Linked DNA regions of Homo sapiens: region 2 is linked to region 1. A link is a loop called in an ENCODE intact Hi-C map of the cell type or tissue named here. Cell type or tissue: endothelial cell of umbilical vein. All regions are shown on one strand. Each heading gives the region's core, and the rest is flanking DNA. Links, peaks and the distances in the headings are about the cores only.

Region 1 (10,065 bases), core at 1,979-9,978:
TTCATAGGATTCTTCAAGAATTTTGTGATTTTAAAAAACTAATAACCACTTTCCTAAGGCATGACAGATGCTCCTGAAGTCCTGGCAGGTTTCTATAATCGGGTTTAAACTCTCCTGGTGTGACACTGTCCTCCTGAGATAGAGGGATCTTTCCATGGGGGATTTACTGTGACTTAAGTAAGCTTACCCAGCGGGAAAAGCCTTTGCCACACTTGGAGCATTTGTAAACAGTCGGGATGAAATTTGCATCGTGGTATTTCCTGAAGTGAGCGTTTAGAAGTTGCTTCTGTCGGAAACATTTATTGCAAGAAAGGCAGGTGAATGGTTTCTCTCCAGTGTGGGTACGAATGTGAGCGGTCATATGACGTTCCTAAGAGGGAAGGGGAAGAAAGCAGCTTGTCTAGTTCAAAGGGTTTTCTCGATATTAGACACTGTTTATCATACAATACCTTTTATTTCCCTCCCCAAAGATGAGTCCACTATTAAGCAGAATTACTGCAAACACATTCTGAACAAGGCAGCATTCACTCTCAGTAAGTGGCCGCCTAGGAAACAAAACTCGTATGCAGCAGCAAGTGACAAAGGTCTTGCAGTGGATTCCTTGCTGGCTCTCCTGTCCTGTTGGGATGTGGGAGTACACACCGCAGGGCGTGAAAGGATGGTCCTTTGTCCTCTCATTACTGGGAGTCCTCCTTCTATACAACTATTTACAATTACCTGAATTTACAAAGGGCAAATAGAACCTGCAAACTTAAAAATCAAATGTCAGAGTTTAAATTCAGCAGACCTTTGGGGTTGCAAGTACCTTAAGTATCAACATTTTTCCATTTACTTCCCAATAGTATCGTAACAGATCTTAATACCGATTTTTTTTTTTTTTTTTTTGAGACAGGGTCTCGCTCTGTCACAATCATAGCTCACTGCAATCTCAAACTCCTGGGCCCAAGTGATCCTCCTGCCTCAGCCTCCTGAGTAGCTGGGACTGTGGACGCATGCCACTATGCTCGGCTCAGTTTGTATTTTTTGTAGAGACAGGGTCTCACTATGTTGCCCAGGCTGGTCTCAAACTCCTAGCCTCAAGCAATTCTCCTGCCTTAGCCTCCCAAAGTGCTGGGATTATAGGTGTGAGCCACTGTACCTGGCCTAAATAGAGATTTTATCTTAGACAGGAGAAAATAATTTGGGAAATCAGGAAAAAAATATGTATGAAGTCAAGCAAAAGTACACATTTTGTTTTATTTAAAATGTGATGATTATTTGGATTAAATATATATTCGGCCATTTCTGCATTACTGTCAGTGGCCTAACTGATGCTCTTTCTTCTAATCTTTCTCTCACCCAATTCACTAAACACCCTCTTCCATGCACAGCTTTCACCTCATCACCCTCCTTTGGGACAGCATCTCTGGCGCTCCCTGCTGGGAGCCTGACTCTCCAGGACCGCGGCAGCCAGGAGCACCCAGCAGTGCTCCAAGCCTCTGCCCACGGCCATGACCTGCCTGGCTGCTCTCTACTCCCACATACCTGCTGTATGCCTGCTCCAGGGCCCCTCATCCTTTCCAAGTCCTATCCATCTTTCAGGAAGCCCTCCTAGTTCATTTGAATAAGTATGAGCCTGAGGCCTCAGAATATTCTTTGTTCAAAATCTACCAGAAAAACTCCTTTTCCCTTATTCAAAGCATTTACAGTTTACAGCCCACACTTCAAAACACACAGTAAGCACTGATTTTCACCTTTGGTAACCAATAGCATGCAATACTTTGAAGCAGTGTTTTGGTTTTCAAACTTCTACTCTGAGGGCCTTTTATACTTTAAAAAATTACTGTGGCCTCTGAAGAGCTTTTATGTATACAGGTGGCATGTATTAGTATTTACTTTCTTAGAAAGCAAACCTGGGGAATTCTTAAGTGTTTTTTAAAATAAAACAATTTATTAACTCATTTAAAAATAAAAACAAACCAACTACATATTATTTCTGTAAAATTATCTATTTTTCAAAACAAAAATAACCTAATGTCTGTCTTAATAGATAAGGTTTCCAGTTAAAATACAGGCTGCAACTACTTGTATATAAAACTATTTGTTGTTGTCTGAAGTTCAAATGTCACTAAGTGTGCTGTATTTTTATTTGCTAAGTCTGACAGCTCTATTAAAAGCATTCGGGGCCAGGCGCGGTGGCTCACGCCTATAATCCCAGCACTTTGGGAGGCCGAGGCGGGCAGATCACGAGGTCAGGAGATCGAGACCATCCTGGCTAACATGGTGAAACCCCATCTCTACTAAAAATACAAAAAATAAGCCAGGCGTGGTGGGGGCCGCCTGTAGTCCCAGCTACTCAGGAGGCTGAGGCAGGAGAATGGCGTGAACCCAGGAGGTGGAGTTTGCAGTGATAGCGCCACTGCACTCTAGCCTGGGCAACAGAGTGAGACTCCGTCTAAAAAATAAAAAAATAAAAAAAGAATTCAGATGGATTCCTATCTCTGCTCTTCCCTCAGTCCACTGGAGTATGTTAAGTGATAAAGAAAATTTGGTCTCACAGACATGTAGTTTGAAAAGAGAGCAACATTTTACTAGCTCTTCCAAATAACTGTGGGCATTCTTCTCTGCTATTACACTAAAATTCAGTTAGTAGTAATTTCTTTTTTTAGGGTCTCACTCAGTTGTCCGTGCTGGAGTGCAGTGGTATGAACACAGCCTACTGCAGCCTCAACCTCCTGGGCTTAAGTGATCCTCCAACCTTAGCCTCCTGAGTAGCTGGGACAGATATGCACCACCACCCACAGCTAATTTTTGTATTTTTTTGTAGAGACAGGGTCTCATTATGTTGCCCAGGTTGGTCTTGAATTCCTGAGCTCAACAGTTCTGTCCATCTCGGCCTCCCAAAGTGTTGGGACTATAGGTGTGAGCCAGTGTGTCTGGCCATGGTAATTTCTTACCATGGGTTGCAATGTGGAATCTGAAACCGTGCCAAAGAACTTGTGCTCCTCTGCGACATTATAACCTCTTGGTCTATCTTTTACTTTGAATGGATCTTTTACCTGTGTGTGAGTCTGTAACATCATGGATTGGTCATTTGGAAAATACTAGTTCACTTGAGTTATGCAGATCTTCTAAATGCTGACATATTTCATCACACAATATAAAAGTTGCTTTAAAAAAATCACTCTAATCCCCCCCCTTTTTTTTTTTTTGAGATGGAGTTTTGCTCTGTTTCCCAGGCTGGAGTGCAGTGGCGCGATCTCGGCTCACTGCAACCTCTGCCTCCCAGGTTCAAGCAATTCTCCTGCCTCAGCCTCCTGAGTAGCTGGGACTACAGGCGTGTGCCACCACGCCCAACTAATTTTTGTATTTTTTAATAGAAACGGGGTTTCACCATATTGGCCAGGCTGGTCTCAAACTCCTGACCTCAAGTGATCCACATGCCTCGGCCTCCCAAAGTGCTGGGATTGCAGGTGTGAGCCACTGCACTTGGCCTACATTGTTCATTTTTTAAAAAAATGTCCACCAACGCCCAATGACTGAGTAAACAGAATTTGTTTATCTTGTTCCTTTCTTAGTGAAAATGACATTCACTGAGAAAGTGGCTACTTGAGCTGGAAATTCAAACAAACCCCCAGGTGCTTTTCCTCCAAGCTTTGGAAGACAGTGGAGGTGCGTATGCCGGCTTCTCATCTCATCACAAAGATTATTAAAAAGAAAGTATTCCAGGTAAAGACTGAATAAAGTTAACAACTTTAACTGCCTCTTCAAGCACACTGTCATGTAAAACTGCCCTTTATTTTTGCTGCCAGTGTGTGAAGGTGAAGAATACCACAACCACCAATTCCACTGGGTGTCACTGCCTTGATCCGGGCTAAGGACCACCACTACTTTGGCACCAAAAGTGCAAATGTCAATGTCTCAAAAGGGCAAATGACACCTTTCCATTATCATAACAAAGGCTTGGCTCTTGTGGGGCCCTAGTTGGTCACAGGGAGCTCTGGGGATATGTGAACATACTTTAAGAACTGTTGTTTTGAATGACTGGCTCACAGTTGCTTTCTGGTTATTCTGAATAGGCTACTCTATTAAAAGCATGACTTTTCTCAGTATCTTCAAGGTGGTAGAGAATCCCACCCAGCCCTCCATTCTTCCATACACCACTGCCTCTCCAAATTAAGTAAAGTACAATACCTGCTTGCAGGCATAACTGCAGTGTTTGCACTTGAACCTCTTCTCATTCTTATGAGTTTTCTGGTGCTGAATGAGGGCATAGCGTTCATGGAAGACAGCAGAACAGTAGCGGCATTTCAGCTCTGCAGCGCTGTAAGCATGCAAGTTGCGCATATGCACACCTAAAATGGTCACAGAACATTATATACTTCAAGAGTGTTGTTTTCTGTTAGCCTGCTTCCCCTCTCCTCTAAACCGGGGTTTCTCAGCCTTGGCGCTGGAACATGCTAGTTCCTTCCTGGGCAGGGCAGGGTGGGCTATCCTGTGCATTGTAGGATGTTAAGCAGCATTCCTGGTGTCTGTCTACCAGATGCCAGCAGCACCTCTTTCTCCCCGGTTGTGAAAGCCAAAATACCTCTAGATATCACCGCCTGTCTTCTGGGTGGTAAAATCATTCTCAGCTGAGAACCACTGCTTTAAACGAACAGAATGCTGAAATATCATTTTAATACTCTCGGTATGGAGTTAAATGTTATATAAGGTATGTCACACTGGACCTAAAATGTTCATTGAACAAAGCACTTTGAGAACTATTATGGGGTAGGTGAATTTTAGGATGATGTTAAGGTGGTTTTATATAAAAAGATATAATATCTTTATTTTACCTTAAATAATCCACTCGTTGTTAGAAGTCAGTGCCCTGTTATTTCCTATGTTGAAATTAACCTGAGACACATGGTAAGGTCTGGCTGGGTTTGCTCATCTAAGTCTAAAGCATGATGGTCTTGTGATACTTGTGTAAGAAGCCAAATGACAATGGACAGCTGTGTGATGGAGCTACTCCACCTTACCCACAGTGACTCAGACATTTAGAGAGCTTGATTTCTCATACAGTCATGGGAAGGAAGAATTAATGTGTTTATAAAGCATCTTATAGGGCTATGTGGAGTGTATCACCCACTGGCATGAGATGGATATAAACCATGTTACTTTGCCATGGTGTCAAAAAAGTCTAGCAACTGGCTAGACTTGTGCCCCACCAAGCCCCACTGGACTGTGTTTTGTGATGTGCTGGTATCTACGGCAACAATGACAGAATGGTCCAGATGAAAAATAAAAGTGAAGACTTTGTGGAACACCTTTCGCCTTTCAGAAAGGTTTTCAAAAAAATTCATCTCATCTCCAGAATCTCTTTGGGCAAAAGGGTCAAATTTTTTGTTCTGCTAACATATTTTTGTGTATCACAGTGTCATATATTTTGGAAAGAGAAATAAGATCATGGAAAAGGGAGGCCCAGGAATCCTGAAACAAAGAAGAGGCTCGTTCACTCACGCTTCCCACACCCTCCCTCCCATTGCTCAACACTGGCTGGCTTCCCCACAGGCAGTATCAAATCCCAGCTCCTAGGCCTGCTGTTCCAAGACCCTCTGGATTCCCTCTCCCACTCTGTGGGGTGTGACAGTTAAAAGGCTCACCGTGGTAGATGCGGATTACACGTTACAGGCCCGCCTCCTTTCCCGAAGTGACTGTCTTAAGGGGAAAACTGTGTCTTTTGAAACTTCTGCTTCCAAAACTTCTTAGGCCCACAGCCAGGGTTTAACAAAAGCTTGCTGGGTGCCATAGATAGAGCACTGATAAATAGGAACCCAGAATCCAGCCACCTCCTAGCACCCTTGGTTCGTATGACTCCCAGGCAGGTTACTCTATGTCTCTGATCCCCAGTGTCCTCATCTGAAAAATAGGCCCAATGTGGAATGAAGTAATACCCATCTGTGAAAGGTCTTATCACGTGCATACGGAACAGGCCTGGGCCCGGATTCTAAAAACATGCTATAAAATGCACTTATGAGATGCAGCCACCAGATGGTGCGACAGGACTTCTGGAAGAAAATTCGTCCCAGGGCCAAGTTCCCGAAGACCGGGCCTCCCAGTATCAGGGCCAGTACTTTGCAGGTTTATAGGACCACGCTCCAAAGAGCCAGCAAATGCTGTAGTAAAAGAAAGATCGCTAAACCACTCACGTAGGTCGCTTTTCCGTGCAATGATGGTGGCACAATGGGGACACTGGTATTTGGGGACATTTTCGCCGTGTTTCTGCAGAATATGTATTTTCATGGTCCCGCTCTGGGTGAAGCGGGTGTGGCAGATGTGGCATTCGTAAGGCTTCTCACCTGAGATGCAGACAACAAAGTGATTCCCCCTCCAGGCCTGATCCTTGCCAAAGGCCACCTGTGCTGAAAGTGTTTTTTTTTTTTGCCCCAAGCCTCCTTTATCAACCCCCTTCTCACCGGACAACCCCCAATTAGTATGAGACTCCCAAATCAAGCCCAGACAGCTTATGTCAAGTACAGCTGTGTCCATGATGGACCAGAGACATGACTTCCCCGCATCTGGTGGCTACGCAAGAGTTCAAGGTGGTTCACATCCATGGGGCTGTACGAATAACCAAGAAGTACACATAAATGTATTCTTAACACAAGACATCAAGTACCTCTGTTACAAAAGCAGCACACTTTATGTTTTGCCTTAAAGTTGAAGAATGAATTAAGGAGTTGACTTTTATTTATTTTTATTTACTTTTTCTTTTTTTTTGAGACAGGTTCTCACTCTGTCACCCAGGCTGGAGTGTAGTGGCGCAATCCCGGCTCACTGCAGCCTCAACCTCCTGGGTTCAAGTGATTCTCCTGCTTCAGCCTCCCAAGTAGCTGGGACCACAGGTGTGCACCACCAGGCCCAGCTAATTTTTAAATTACTCGTAGAGACAGGGTCTCCCTATGTTGACCAGGCTGGTCTCAAACTCCTGGACTCAAGGGATCCTCCTGCCTCAGCCTCCCAAAGTGCTGGGATTACAGGTTTGAGCCACCATGCCTGGCCAGGAGTTGAGTTTTAAATACCTGAAAAATCTACGGAAGCAAATACTTTGTGTTTTACTCCACACAGTGGGGTTGTGGCACAGTATCTATGCAGACTCTCTTACTGCTAAATAAAGGTAAAAGTACAGATCAAGATTCTTTTATCATGAAGGCACGCAAAAATCCACTTTTACCTTTGAACTTTAATTGTGCCAATAAAAAGTAATTTTTTAAAGCTTGCTTTAAGAGTTAACACTGTAGGTATCAGGCCTTCAGCACCAGAGCCCTTACCTGAGTGCGTTCTCATGTGGCGTTTCAGCTTGTAGGTATCTCTGCTGGCATAGCTGCACTGGCAACACTGAAAGGGGCGCTCCCCAGTGTGGGATCGGACATGGCGCTTCAATTTACTTGCCTAATAAATACATAAATGATGTTCGTTGCAATAGAAACTAAAAAATGGCAGAGTCTTCCATTAATCAGCATTGTAAAAGAGATTTAAATTAATCATATTTTAACATCAGAGCACCAGAGCATATTTCACTCACTGAAAAAACATGAAAAAGTCATCACTTTTGATCATCTGTTATGGGTGATTTTATCTCATTTGATGTGTGTGTGTATAAGCTCCTTTAGGGAAAATGAGCAGCAGTTCTGAGAGACTTTCGCGTTCACCTTCACTTTAAGCCTACCTGCCAAATGCCATACAAGATTTTGTTTTCATTTCTAAGGCAATATATGCTCAATAGTTACAAAATTTAGATTACACTGTAAAAGCACAAAGGCAAACATTTTTTTTTCCTTGCATAAAGTGAAAATCTTGAAACTCTAGCTCTCGTTGGGTGTGGTGGCTCACGCCTGTAATCCCAGCACTTTGGGAGGCTGAGAGGGGTGGATCACCTGAGCTGAGGAGTTTGAGACCAGCCTGGGCAACATAGCAAAACCCTGTCTCCACCAAAAATTAAAAATGAGCTAGGTATGGTGGCACACACCTGTGGTCCCAGCTACTCGAGAGGCTGAGGTGGCAGGACTGTTTGAGCCTGGGAGGCTGAGGCCGCAAAGAGCCAAGATCACACCACTGCACTCCAACCAGGGTAACAGAGTCAGACCATGTCTCAAAAAAAATAAAAATAAAAATAAAAACGAAACCCTAGCTCTTTAATGGAGGAACATCTGTATGTCTTGCCTCATGGTCACAAGTCCTGCAGACTCCACCCTGGCTGGCCCCACAGTAACAGTGTGAGTGGAGGAAGGTGTCCCTGGCTATTCAGCATTGGTGCCATGTGACAGCAGGTTCCTAAGAAGAATTAAGTTTTAAGTAGAAGAAATTAAATTCTAATTTGAGTAATTATGTATCCCAGGCAATCAGTTAAATAGCAAACAACATAATACCTCCCATTTGAGCATTCACTGCCTGACTCGTTGATTGCCTTCTAGAACTATTCTTATTCTGTATTCGTGTATCACAGGCCCTTATCTACTGCTAGCAGGAAATGGGGGCATCAGCTACACGTGGACTACAGACATCAGGAAGCTGCATCAGTCCTGCTGGTGACCCAGGGATGCCACACTCCATCTGCCTCCCCAGTAAGTGATGAGCGCACAGAAGCCTAAGGAACACTCGAGAACAAAAGAAAGCTTAGAATGGAAAACAACAGCCAAGCCAAAAAATTTCACTTAGGTTTTCAGAAGAAAAGTGAATGCCTTCAAGTATATTAGAAAGCAAAACAAAAAGAATTTTAAAAACTGTATAGCATGAAAGTTTTGAGGAGGATAAGTGGTGTGAATGAGCAAAGAAGGCCATTAAAAAAGACTCTGGATGACTCTTAAAGGTGGGATGGGAGGACAATGGGAGTTCAAATGCTTTTTTTTTTTTTTTTTTGGAGACGGTGTCTCACTCTCGTCCAGACTGGAGTGCGCGATTTCGGCTCACTGGAACCTCTGCTTCCCAAGTTCAAGTGATTTTCCTGCCTCAGCCTCCTGAGTAGCTAGGACTACAGGCATGTGCCACCACACCTGGCTAATTTTTTGTATTTTTAGTAGAGACAGGGTTTCACCATGTTGGCCAGGCTGGTTTTGAACTCCTGACCTCAAGCAATACGCTCACCTTGGCCTCCCAAAGTGCTGGGATTGCAGGCGTGAGCCACCGCGCCCGGCCAATTCAAAAGCTTTTTTAAAAAAAGGGGCACATCTGCACCACAGCTTTGATACGTTCCTGCTGCCATTTTTGTCACGGGATGGGATGAGGGAACAAACAAGCATGGCAAGACTTGAGGAGACTGCAAAAATGGGGGGCTATGGCAGCAATAGAGACCCCTGTGCTGAGGCTACCCCCCACAGGCTGCGTGCAGACCACTGGCACTGGGGGAGGGTCTCGTGGACCTAGGAAGTTTGTACTAAGCACCGGCAGGACACCAACAAAAAGTCCACTCCAGGCTTAGGATCCCCAGGTGACTCTGTTCCCTGATCCCTCCATTTTGCATTCTCATACTACAATCACAACCTTTAACTCAGATGAGAAATAATTTTTTTAAAAATAGTAACAGCAGAAAAAAGTTCTTGGAATCAAATTCTGACCCTAACCATGAAATTTCCCAATTTGTGAAACCCGGCTGCACTGTTACTATATTTAATCATCAGCTGTTCCCTTTAACTTAGTTCCATTTGGGTGTACTGTTGACCCAGTCCCGACCAGGCTCAAAACCGGGCCTCAGCCTGTTTCCCAGCACACAGTGAGACCCTGACAATTAACTGGTGGAAACTGGTACTGACTAGTAAAAGCAGTGCTCTGCCTGTTTCACGTGAGTACCGCCAAACCTGTTAGAAGGTACAAATAAAGCAAATTAATTAAAATGACTATGGCACACCTGAAGTTTGAAAAGGGTGGTCTCTCTGTAATTAAAAACAGAAACGTCTACGCTTAAATCTTCGAGCAAGCTGCTTTGTATCTAATCAAGCTCAAAAATTTCAGCCAACATTGAGATTGGATCTGCATTCTACGTTAGAGCAAATACATTTTGATTTTGTGGCCCAGAGTACTAGATAAAATGCAGAACTTTTAAAC
Region 2 (10,065 bases), core at 952-8,951, 570 kb after region 1:
TCCAGATTTGCTGGAATATTGAAAGAAGAGACTGCTATTTCCCTTAATGCTTCATTCCACAGTATGGTACATATTAAAAACATTTGTGTCCAGTCTTCTGAAACAGACTCTAGGAAGTGCCATGGATATAGTGGTTAAAATCATTTAGTATTTTTATGTGCAAGGGCTATGAATCATCATGACTTTATGGCTGAAAATAGAAGACAACGAATTTAATGATGTTGTGTTCTTTCTTTGCTCATTGGCTGAGTTATGAAAGAGTTTTACAAAGATTTACTGTGGTGTTGACTTGAATTCAAGATTTCTTTGAAACAAAGGACATACTTGCCAAATATGCAATCAAAGACAAAAACCCCCGCCAGTTTGGTTTAACGTTTTCTCACTATTATCACACACATATGAAAGAGCTAAATTTGAAGCCCCAAAGAATGAAAGAGTTTATCAGTGACCTAGTCAGATGGGTAGACGAATTTATGCCAAAATTTGAACCTTTCATAATGCAAATCAATAATAATGATTTTCACATTTTTCCAACACAAATCAATATGTAGATTTTCATTGTAATTGGCAGCATTATGTAAATTGGCTGCAAAAGCTATCAGAAAAATTTGAAGAACATTTGGTTAATATTGATAAATTTTGAGGTTTTTTTTTTCAAATTTATGTGATGTCCCCTTTGCATTCAAGGTTAATAATACTGAGTTATCACAAGAGTTAGTTAATTTACTTAACTTGGATAGTTTGGAAACCGATATGCTTTGGCTTCAAAGTCAAATCACTTCTTCTAAACAACAAGATGAACCAGTTTTGGCAATGTGCATGGGAATGTTAAAGGAAAATGGTTTTTTTATGCACAATTCCAAACTTTAAATATGTTTGGAACAACATAAATATAGGAATCCACGTTTTCAATTGTCGATTTCAACTTTACAAAATCTAAATATTGATCAACTATTTCTGATGAAAATATAGTGGCTAAATTGAAATGTGCTATAACTGTAACATACACCGGATTTCAAAGACAGACAGAAAATATAAACTATGTTATCAATAATCTTTAAATTATTATATATTGATATGACAATATTTTGGATATAGATAAATTTTAAAAGTTAATTTCACCTGTTTCTAATTTTTTTGTCATGGATATTAGAAAATGCAGAATTATATGGTGGCTCACATTATATTCCTATTGAACCATGCAGAATTAGACTTTCTTTTCAGAGAAACTGAAGCTTGCAAAAAGATGCTCTTCTTTCCTTTGATTCTTCATTTCCATGCATCCAAGTCCATTTTAATAAAGCTTACAAAATGATGACCAAATCTATCAGCAAATTTGATTTCATCCATGTTAAGTGTAAAAAAAGGTACTCATTGTTGGCATAGAAAAACTCAGAAATTACACAAAACGTTCAATTATTGGCCCCCCTTTAAAAAGTCAGGTCTGACCAGCTTGGGCCCGTATTTCCAAGTAGTGATACCTGCCCAGGGCCCATCTGCCCCTCCCTTGCCCAATGTGGTTGTTTGCAAGCCAGTTTATCACAGTTGAGTGTTCAGAGTCAATTTTCCATATTTATAACATTAGAGAAAGTCATCTATGATCTCCCTAGATTTTTAAATATTTTCTTGTCATTTTAAAAATATTATGCATACTTGTGATGGTAAATCTTTTCTCATTTTTTATGATGCAAATATTTGTTTTATTCTTTTTATTGTACAAACGTATGAGGTGGTTGTCTATTTTATTTGTCTTTTGAAATAAGCAACTATTTTGTGTTTGTTTGCTTAGAGACAGTCTCACTATGTTGTTTAGGCTGGCCTTGAAGTTCTGGGCACAAACAATCCTTCTGCTTCAGTCTCTCAAGTAGGTGGGACTATGTGCACTCACCACCCTGCTCGGCTTCTGAAATAATCAACTCTTTATTTTACTTATCAACTTTACTATTTTTCCTAATAAATTTCTGCTTTACTCTCTAATAATACAACTTTCTGTTTTCTGCTTTATTTATAGTGTTTTCTATACTCTTTAGTTTAATTATTAGTCATTCATAGCCCCTCATTCTTAACAATAAAAGAATTTTGGGATATAGATTTTCCTCTGAATATGGCTTTGGCTACATCCAAGATGTTGCTGTAATATATCAATATTTGATAAATAATATTGATATAAAATTTAAGTTTCTATTTTCTCCTTGATTTAAAAATTATTTAGAAGAGTATGCTTTAAAATTTCCCAGTGAAATTATCAATTTGTTAGAGAAAGGACAGTGGTGAATTCATACAAAGGAGCACTATGCAGCAATAAACAATGGGACTGATATACACAACAGCATATGTGAATGTCGCCAACACTATATTGAGTAAAGGAAGCTGACACAATAGACTACAGGCCATATAATTCCATCTGTGAAAGATTCAAGAGCAGACAAAGCTAATCTATAGTGACTGCAGTCGGAATAGTACAGCGGTTGCCTCTTGGAAGGAGGCATTAGCTGCGAAGCAGTGCATGGGAAGCTTCAGGAGGTGTTCTGGGTGGCTGTACATGTGTAAAAATTCACTCAGGTGTATACTTAACACTGTGCACTTTACAGTACAGAAGATGTGCTTCCATTTTAAGAATCTAGTTTTCTTACAAATATCATAAAGCATTATTGGCAGAAAATTTGGCCCGTAAGTTACATCCTTTCCAGAATTTGTTAACATTCTCCTCTTGGCCAGAGTAATGGACTCTGTTGGTTCCTATTCAGCATCCTTCTCCCCTTCCTCCTTCCCCTCCCACCCCTGACACTACTCCAGATCCCCTCCCTCCACACAGCCCGTGGGGAAGCGGAGCCTGCCCCAGCTCCCCGGGTGGGACTTGAGTGGTCTTGGTCAATCATGACGATTCGATCTGTCTTGCCCATGGCTTCCAGGTGAAACCAATCTGTGCATTGTCTTGGGCAACTCTTCTTGATTCAAGGGTGGGCGTTTGATATCAGTAACCCAATCTGACTAAAGAGAAGGACTTTTATTGCATGGTTGAAGAAATTCCTTTTTTTCTTCCAGTGGAAGAAAACAAGGGAGGCCCTGTCTCAGTTGCTCCACCTCACCACAGCCAGCCTTAAGAGAGAGGCCGAGGGCCCCTGCTGGTGCCCACCCTGGTGCCCACCCTCCCTTGACCTCCTGGACATGGGTTTCTACATTTCCCCATGACTTAAACTGCCTGAGTCAGAGTTTCTGTTTGTGGCAGTAAATAATCTACTTGTGAGCCAAGAACACGACTAATATCAAAAATGTTCCGTGCGCCCAGGAGAAGAATGGGGCTGTTTCTTTGGAACAGAGTTGTATTGACATTTCATAAATCAAGCTTGTTCATTGTGTTGCCCACATTCCTTATCTGCTTATTTGTCCACGTGACCTATCCAATTATGAGAGGGGAAAGTCAAAGTCTATTGCTATGATTGGGGCTTTGTCGAGATGGTGCATTATAGTCTTTGCGCCCAGTGAAACATTTGGCCGATTAAGATTTGGGCCCGCTATGTCTGCTTGGTGGATTATAGATTTTGTCAGTAGAAAGTATTCCTCGGCTTACCATTTCCTGCCTGTGGCCTTCAGTTTTGCTTAATCTCATTGTCACATTTCATCCCTGCTTTCGGCTCCCCTCATGTTGTCCCACTTACCAGAGCTCCTTTCTTTATTATGAACCTTTCTGGGTCAGGTTATTTGGGCTGTGTCTTGTGAACGGTTTAGAGTTGGCTTTTGCTTTTTAAGTCAAATCTGAGAGACTATATCTCCACCTGTTTGATAATATATGTTTACCATCTTTTTTTTATTATTTTTTTCCTTTTTTAAAATTGCATTGAAGTTAGTTTTCATTTTCTCCCATTTTCCTCCTGGACATTGGCAGTTTGATCGCCGCTGGCCTTTAAAACTTTACCAAACGTATCTAAATCTATGGTTCTCTGTTGCTATCAAAAAGTTTTGAAGATTTATTTCTTTCGTACTGTCCCCTAAGGCAAGCCCTCTGGAAGCTTCCCAAGAAAATCGTTTAAAAATGGCCCCCTCCTCTCCAGATTGTCAATTCCTACCCTCTTCCCTGATTTACTTTCTCAAAAAAACTTATGGCCAACTGGCCTGCTGTAGGTTACCTTATTTTTTCTTGTTGTTCTTTAAAATTTTTTTTATTTTTCTAGATTTAGGGGCTACAAGTGCGATTGTTACATGGATATAATAATGCACAGTGGTGACATCTGGGCTTTTCATGTACCACACCCAAATAGGCACCCCACAGGTAATTTTTCATCCCTCATCCATTCCCCACTCGTCCACACTCCCCAGTCTCCAGTGTCCATTATTCTGCTCCATATGTCTGTGTGCACACATCGCTTAGCTCCCACTTATAACTGAGAACATGTGGTTTTTGACTTTCTGCTTCCAAGTCATCTCACATTGAATAATGGCCTCCAGTTCCATCCACGTTTCTACAAAAGACATGATTTCTCTATTTTTTATTCAATTGCCTTATTTTGTTTGCTTTCTCTCCACACTAGCTCCATGAGGGTGAGAATATCTATTTTTTTCAGAGCCTGTTATAGCCCCAGGGCCCGGCATAATGCCTAGCACATAGTAGGTGTTTTATAAGCATATGTTGAATAACTGAATGCCTTTTCTTCTCTCTTCCCAGGTTATAAGCCATGTGGAATTTCAATCTCAAGATATTAATAATTTTTTATTTGTTTATGTAACTTATAGAACAAGCTACAAGGTCAGTACAAGCACTATAACCATTTGGTAGATGAGAAAACTTAAACTTAAAAAGGTTACATCATTTCAAGATGGCATAGCTTAGAAATGACCAGGGTGAGACTTGAACTCACATCTGCCCAATAGTAAAGTTTGCCTTCTTACCCTCCGTGTCTGGATCACACATACACCTGGCATTGTAAATGCTTTCTTGGCATTACCTCCCAGCTCAGGTGGGGAAAACACGGGGTGAGGCCCGTGAAACCATCCTGACCGATGCTACCCCTTCCTCAGAGTCCAACTCGAATGCCTCCTCCTCAGCGATACTGCTTCAGGTCCCGTCGGTGAGAATAAATCTGACCTTGTTACCTTTTCTTTGTTGCCTTCATCAACTTCTGACTTACATTACAGCTGTGTGAGCATCATCCGCTCACCAACTAAACCGTGTCCTCCATGAGGGGCCCCATCTAATGCCTCTGTCTTGCCCACTGCACCAGGGGCAGTACCTGGCATACAGTAGGCACTCAAGCAATGCAGGTGAATTGAATTGCTGAGGTGTAATACCAATGGCCCTGGCCCATCCAGACCAAGATCTACCTCCTCCAGGGAGCCTTCCTGGACTACTTCTAGCCGAACCCCAGCTCTCTTTATCTGGCCTTTAACTGATGTGAAATTTAATTCCATGAATTGTAGTGTGTGGTTGTTCTTGGATGGAAGAAGAAACACCAACCAAATAAAAGAGTCTGACTGCAAAGCCCCTGGAGAAAGGAACAATGGATGCCCGGGAACATCGTCTCTCAAGTGCTGTCCCCTTGTGGCCAGAGCATGGAATTCCAACCAGCAGGCAACCAGCTCTAAAGCTAATTACTCTGATTTCCTTCCCAGCTAGCCAGCCCAATGTTGGGCCAATGAATCATTAGACATCATTACATTCTTTAAAAATCCCTACTACTGTTCACCTGGAGTTCCCCGCCGTACTTAGAGTTGCCCATGTCTGATGCAGCTCAATTGCAAACCAACCAGTGTCTGTATCTGTAGCATCTGTGATTGTGACTTCAAATTTGCCACTCATATTTCAAAGTGCTCTTTGTTTTCTGGGAGATACAATAGTGTGGGGGCAGCTACAGTTCCTGTATCCGTGAGATTACATGTTAGTGGGGGATACAGGTACTAAACCAGTAACCCCAGAAGCAAGCAAGCTCATTATCGTGAGTTGTGAAACCTGCCGTTGACTACAGAAAGCAAGGGATGTCTTGACTGCCCTAAATCATGGTGCTCTCCATTCTCCTCTCTGATGGGAGGCTGGATCTCAGTCAGATCTCCCTGGGAAGAGAGGTCAGTACTGAGCAGTTCAGAGCCCAGACTCGGGGGGCAAACTCTAATCCTTGTTCTGCCTGTTACAATTTATTTGACCTTGGGGAAGTTATTCTGAAAAACCAGAATATCCTGATTTGCATAATGAAAATAATAATAATGCCCACCTCATAAGGTCCTTCAGAGTAGAAAATGAAATCTTACTTTAATGCCCAGGGAGCACTGACTAAGTGTAGCTCCTATTTGACTCATGTGCACCCGCGGTGCTGCATGGAAGGAGCTGGTCTGGATCCTTTCTAACTGGCCCACTAGCGTTTATGTGCAGACGGGTTGTGTTCTACAAGGGCAGGGTAACACCTGCAAACCCCCGTCCTCTCTGGAGGGTTGGTAGGTCAGCACTAAGGACAGTGCCATGCATGAGGAGACATTATCAGTGTCCTGCCCAATATCCAGATTCCTTCTTCTTGGAGAACAAGTTCCAAGCTGGATTCGGGTAGTAAAGGCCCACATGGGCCATGATCTGTCTAAGCTGATCCGAGATCCTGCTTCCCTCTTTCCCAGCCTCCCTGGCAGCTGGGAGTGGCCATGTAACTCAGTTCTAATAAAAGTCTGATGGTAGCTTTTCTGGGAAAGCTTTTTTCTGTTAAAGGAGTGATGGGCCTAGCACAGCTCTTCCCCTTTCTTCCACCTTGAACTCAGATGTGATGCCTGGAGGTATGGCCATCCTCATGTGACCCTGAGGCAACAAGCATGAGGAAGGAAAGCCAATATGCTCAGAAGGGTGAAACAAAAGATAGGAAAGGCCGGATCCCTGAGGATGTGCTGGGCAACCGAGCCCAGAACCAATAGCCCACCTATCCACGGCCTCGCTGTGTGAGGCAGTCAGGGCAGGCGGATTCTCCAGGGCCTGCAGTGGAATGCATCTTCAGGGATTTGCTTTGCGTGGCCCTTAAGCATCAGGTCTCATCTCAGGTTCTCAGCCTGCAGCTGAACACATCTTCAGGGATTTGCTTCGTATGGTCTCAAGTATCAGGTCTCATCTCAGGGACCTTTCTCAGAATGGCCCTTCCCTCTCAGGACCAATTCCAAGCCAGAGGAGAAGGTCATTCTTCTCTATTTGCTCAGAGAGTGGATGGACCATTAAGAACAGGAAACTTCTTATCAAGAGGGAACCTATCAGCCTAGACGTTTTCTACCTTCCCAGGTCCTGCATTGGACCAACCTGAAAGAAGATATCAGGGAAATTAAATATGGTGCTCTCATCCCTGCCCCCACACCAAGATTCATGATTGGAAACACAGCATAGGCCGAGCGCGGTGGCTCACATCTGTAATCCCAGCACTTTGGGAGGCTGAGGCAGGTGGATCACTTGAGGCCAGGAGTTGGAGGCCAGACTAGGCAATATGGCAGAACTCCCCTCTACTAAAAATAGAAAAAAATAAGCCAGGCACGGTGGCGAGTGCCTGTAATCCCAGCTACTTGGGAGGATGAGGCAGAAGAATCACTTGAACCCGGGAGGTAGAGGTTGCAGTGAGCCGAGATGGTGCCACTGCACTCCAGCCTGGGCAACAGAGTGAGACTCCATCTCAAGAAAAAAAGAAAGGAAAGAAGGAAAGAAAGAAAGAAGGAAAGAAAGAAAGAAAGAAAGAAAGGAAGGAAGGAAGGAAGGAAGGAAGGAAGGAAGGAAGGAAGGAAGGAAGGAAGGAAGGAAGGGAAGGAGGGAAGGAGAAAAGAAAAGAGAAAGAGAAGAGAAGAGAAAGAACACTCAGCATAGCAGTGACCACAGAAAATAATTCTGGGAAACGGTGGATTCCCGAATTCCTGTCTACCTTCACTGAAGGACTTACCACCCCTCTGTTCAGGGTTCTTGTTTATTTACTTATTTATTTATCTTTGAGACAGGGTGTCTCTCTGTTTCTCAGGCTGGAGTGCAGTGATATGATCATGGCTCAGTGTAGCCTCAGCCCCCTGGGCTCAAGCAATCCTCCCACCTCTCAGCCACCCAAGTAGCTCGGACTACAGGTGTGTGGCACCACACCCAGCTATTTTTTTGTATTTTTTGTAAAGACAGTATTTCACCATGTTGCATAGGCTGGTCTCAAACTCCTGGGCTCAAGTTATCCACCCGCCTTGGCCCCCCAAAGTGCTGGGATTACAGGCGTAAGCTACTATGCCTGGGCAGTTTATTACTTTTAAAAATTCATGGTGGTTGGCCAGCCACAGGAGCTGCAAAATTCCTAGAGCTGGAGGGAGCCATGCTGCAGAATTGTATTGCTATCATGCTTCAGAGGGGTAGGGTTAGCATACCCAGAGGGGCAGCCGAATCCCATGTGTCCTTCTGGTGTCATCACACCCAAACTCCCAGACTGCACTCCAGTGTGCTCCGTATCATGCCCTCAACTCCCTTCGCAAATCAGCCCTGGTCTCTGTCCTTGCTGCACTGGGCCATCCTTGGCTAGAGATACAGAATTCTTGGCCCCCAACCCAGTCCCAAACCTGACCCTCCCCAGCCCCATCACCATAATGGGCACCAGTACCTGCCACCCAAGAGTGGGCTGAACCACCCTTGAACCCCCTTAACCTCCCCACTATTATACATCCAGTTCAGTGTCAACTCCGCCCACATTACCCCAAAACATCCATCGAAATCTTCCCCTTCTCTGGAGCTCCATGGCTTATACCCCAGCCCAATTCACCAGCCTTGCTCACCCGGTTAAAGAGGCAGCTCTGGCTGTCTGCTCTCCTCCCACTGATGTCCCCACTGCAGCCAGCATGACTTTGTCTAACTCGGATCCAAACCTGTCACCTCCTGAAGCCCTCCAGTGGCTCTCACGGCACAGGAAATCCTGGGGCCTCTCTGTGCTCCCTCTTCCCAGGACCCAGGAGCCCACGTGATCTTGTTCCCTTCCCTCCTGCCCCTCCTGTCTCAGTCCATTCAAACTGCTACAACAAAACCATGGGCTGAGTGGTTTAAAAACAGAAACATTTCTCACGGTTCTGGAGGCTGGAAGTCCAAGGTCAAGGTGTCGGCAGGTTCAGTGTCTATTGAGAGCCTGATTCTTCATGAAGGGCCATCTTCTCTCTGTGTGCACGCACGGTAGAAGGGGCAAGGCAGCTCTCTGGTACTCACTTCCCAAGGCTGTACCTCCAAGTGCAATCACACTGGGGATGAGGTGTCAGCAAATGAACTGGAGAGTGAGAACACAAATGTTCAGTCTGTAGCGGCCACCATGGCCTCTGCTCGCTCTGCTCCAGCCACCTGGCTTTCCCTCCCTTCCTGGAACACACCAACTTCACTCCGACCACTATTCCCTCTGCCTGGACTTCTCCAGGAAGAGCTTTGCGTGACGAGCTACTCTGCCTCCTCCAAAACTCAGCCCAGGAGCCCCCTCGTGAACGCCTTCGCCAGCTGAAGTTGTCTTGTTTTTTAATTTATCTGATTTTGTCAGCTTTCTCCTGGACTCCCTGCCCTCAACAAGAATGTAAGGTCTTTCAGGGCAGGGATTCCACGAACCTGCTTTCTCAGGGCCTAGAACGTGGCTTGAAACACAGAAAGTGCTCAATAAATGCTCAACATGTCAATGACTATTCACATGGGAAAACATGCAAGAAATCTGACTTAAGAAGAAACCTACAATATGCCAGTTACATTTAAATTTCAGATAAACAAATATTTTTAGTATGAGTATCTGCCATACGTATACTAAATATTTGGGACATCCTTATACTAAAAAAAAAATTGTTGATCTGAAATTGAAGCTTAACTTGGCATCCTGGGTTTTACCTCTGACAACTCTAATCTAATAGAACCATCCATTTTATGCTAAAGAGGAAGTCTCAAAGCTGGCTGGGAAGCTTCAGAGAAAGATCGAGCCCTGGGCTGCACCAGAGGGACTGATCCAATCTTTGGGTTCGAATTTCTCTGCCTGTGATTCTAATCATTCGCTGAGTTTGGGGATCGTGACGCTGAATCCTCAGAACATACCCAACCAGGGCTAGCACCAGCTCTGAGGAGTAGGGGACTCCCTG

The links. Peaks named below come from ENCODE experiments on the same cell type or tissue, not always from the same donor. Only the 100,000 strongest peaks of a DNase experiment are listed, where the experiment ranks them.
Region 2: it touches region 1 in a loop (12-fold over the local background); 3 of 110 quality-filtered maps call a loop at or near these places.

What each region holds. Positions count from the first base shown.
Region 1 is chr20:57,508,419-57,518,483 of GRCh38, forward strand. CTCFL (CCCTC-binding factor like) reads right to left here. Exons shown (of 11, transcript NM_001386993.1): 6 at 7,296-7,416; 7 at 6,174-6,323; 8 at 4,174-4,334; 9 at 188-370. Among named protein-coding and RNA genes, the nearest start is that of CTCFL, 12 kb to the right of the region's middle. In endothelial cell of umbilical vein, for the core only: a CTCF peak has its summit at 6,009 (motif pointing right); a DNase peak (open chromatin) is centred at 6,023.
Region 2 is chr20:58,081,911-58,091,975 of GRCh38, forward strand. No RefSeq gene overlaps it. Among named protein-coding and RNA genes, the nearest start is that of CIMIP1, 64 kb to the right of the region's middle. In endothelial cell of umbilical vein, for the core only: a CTCF peak has its summit at 5,541 (motif pointing left); a DNase peak (open chromatin) is centred at 5,521.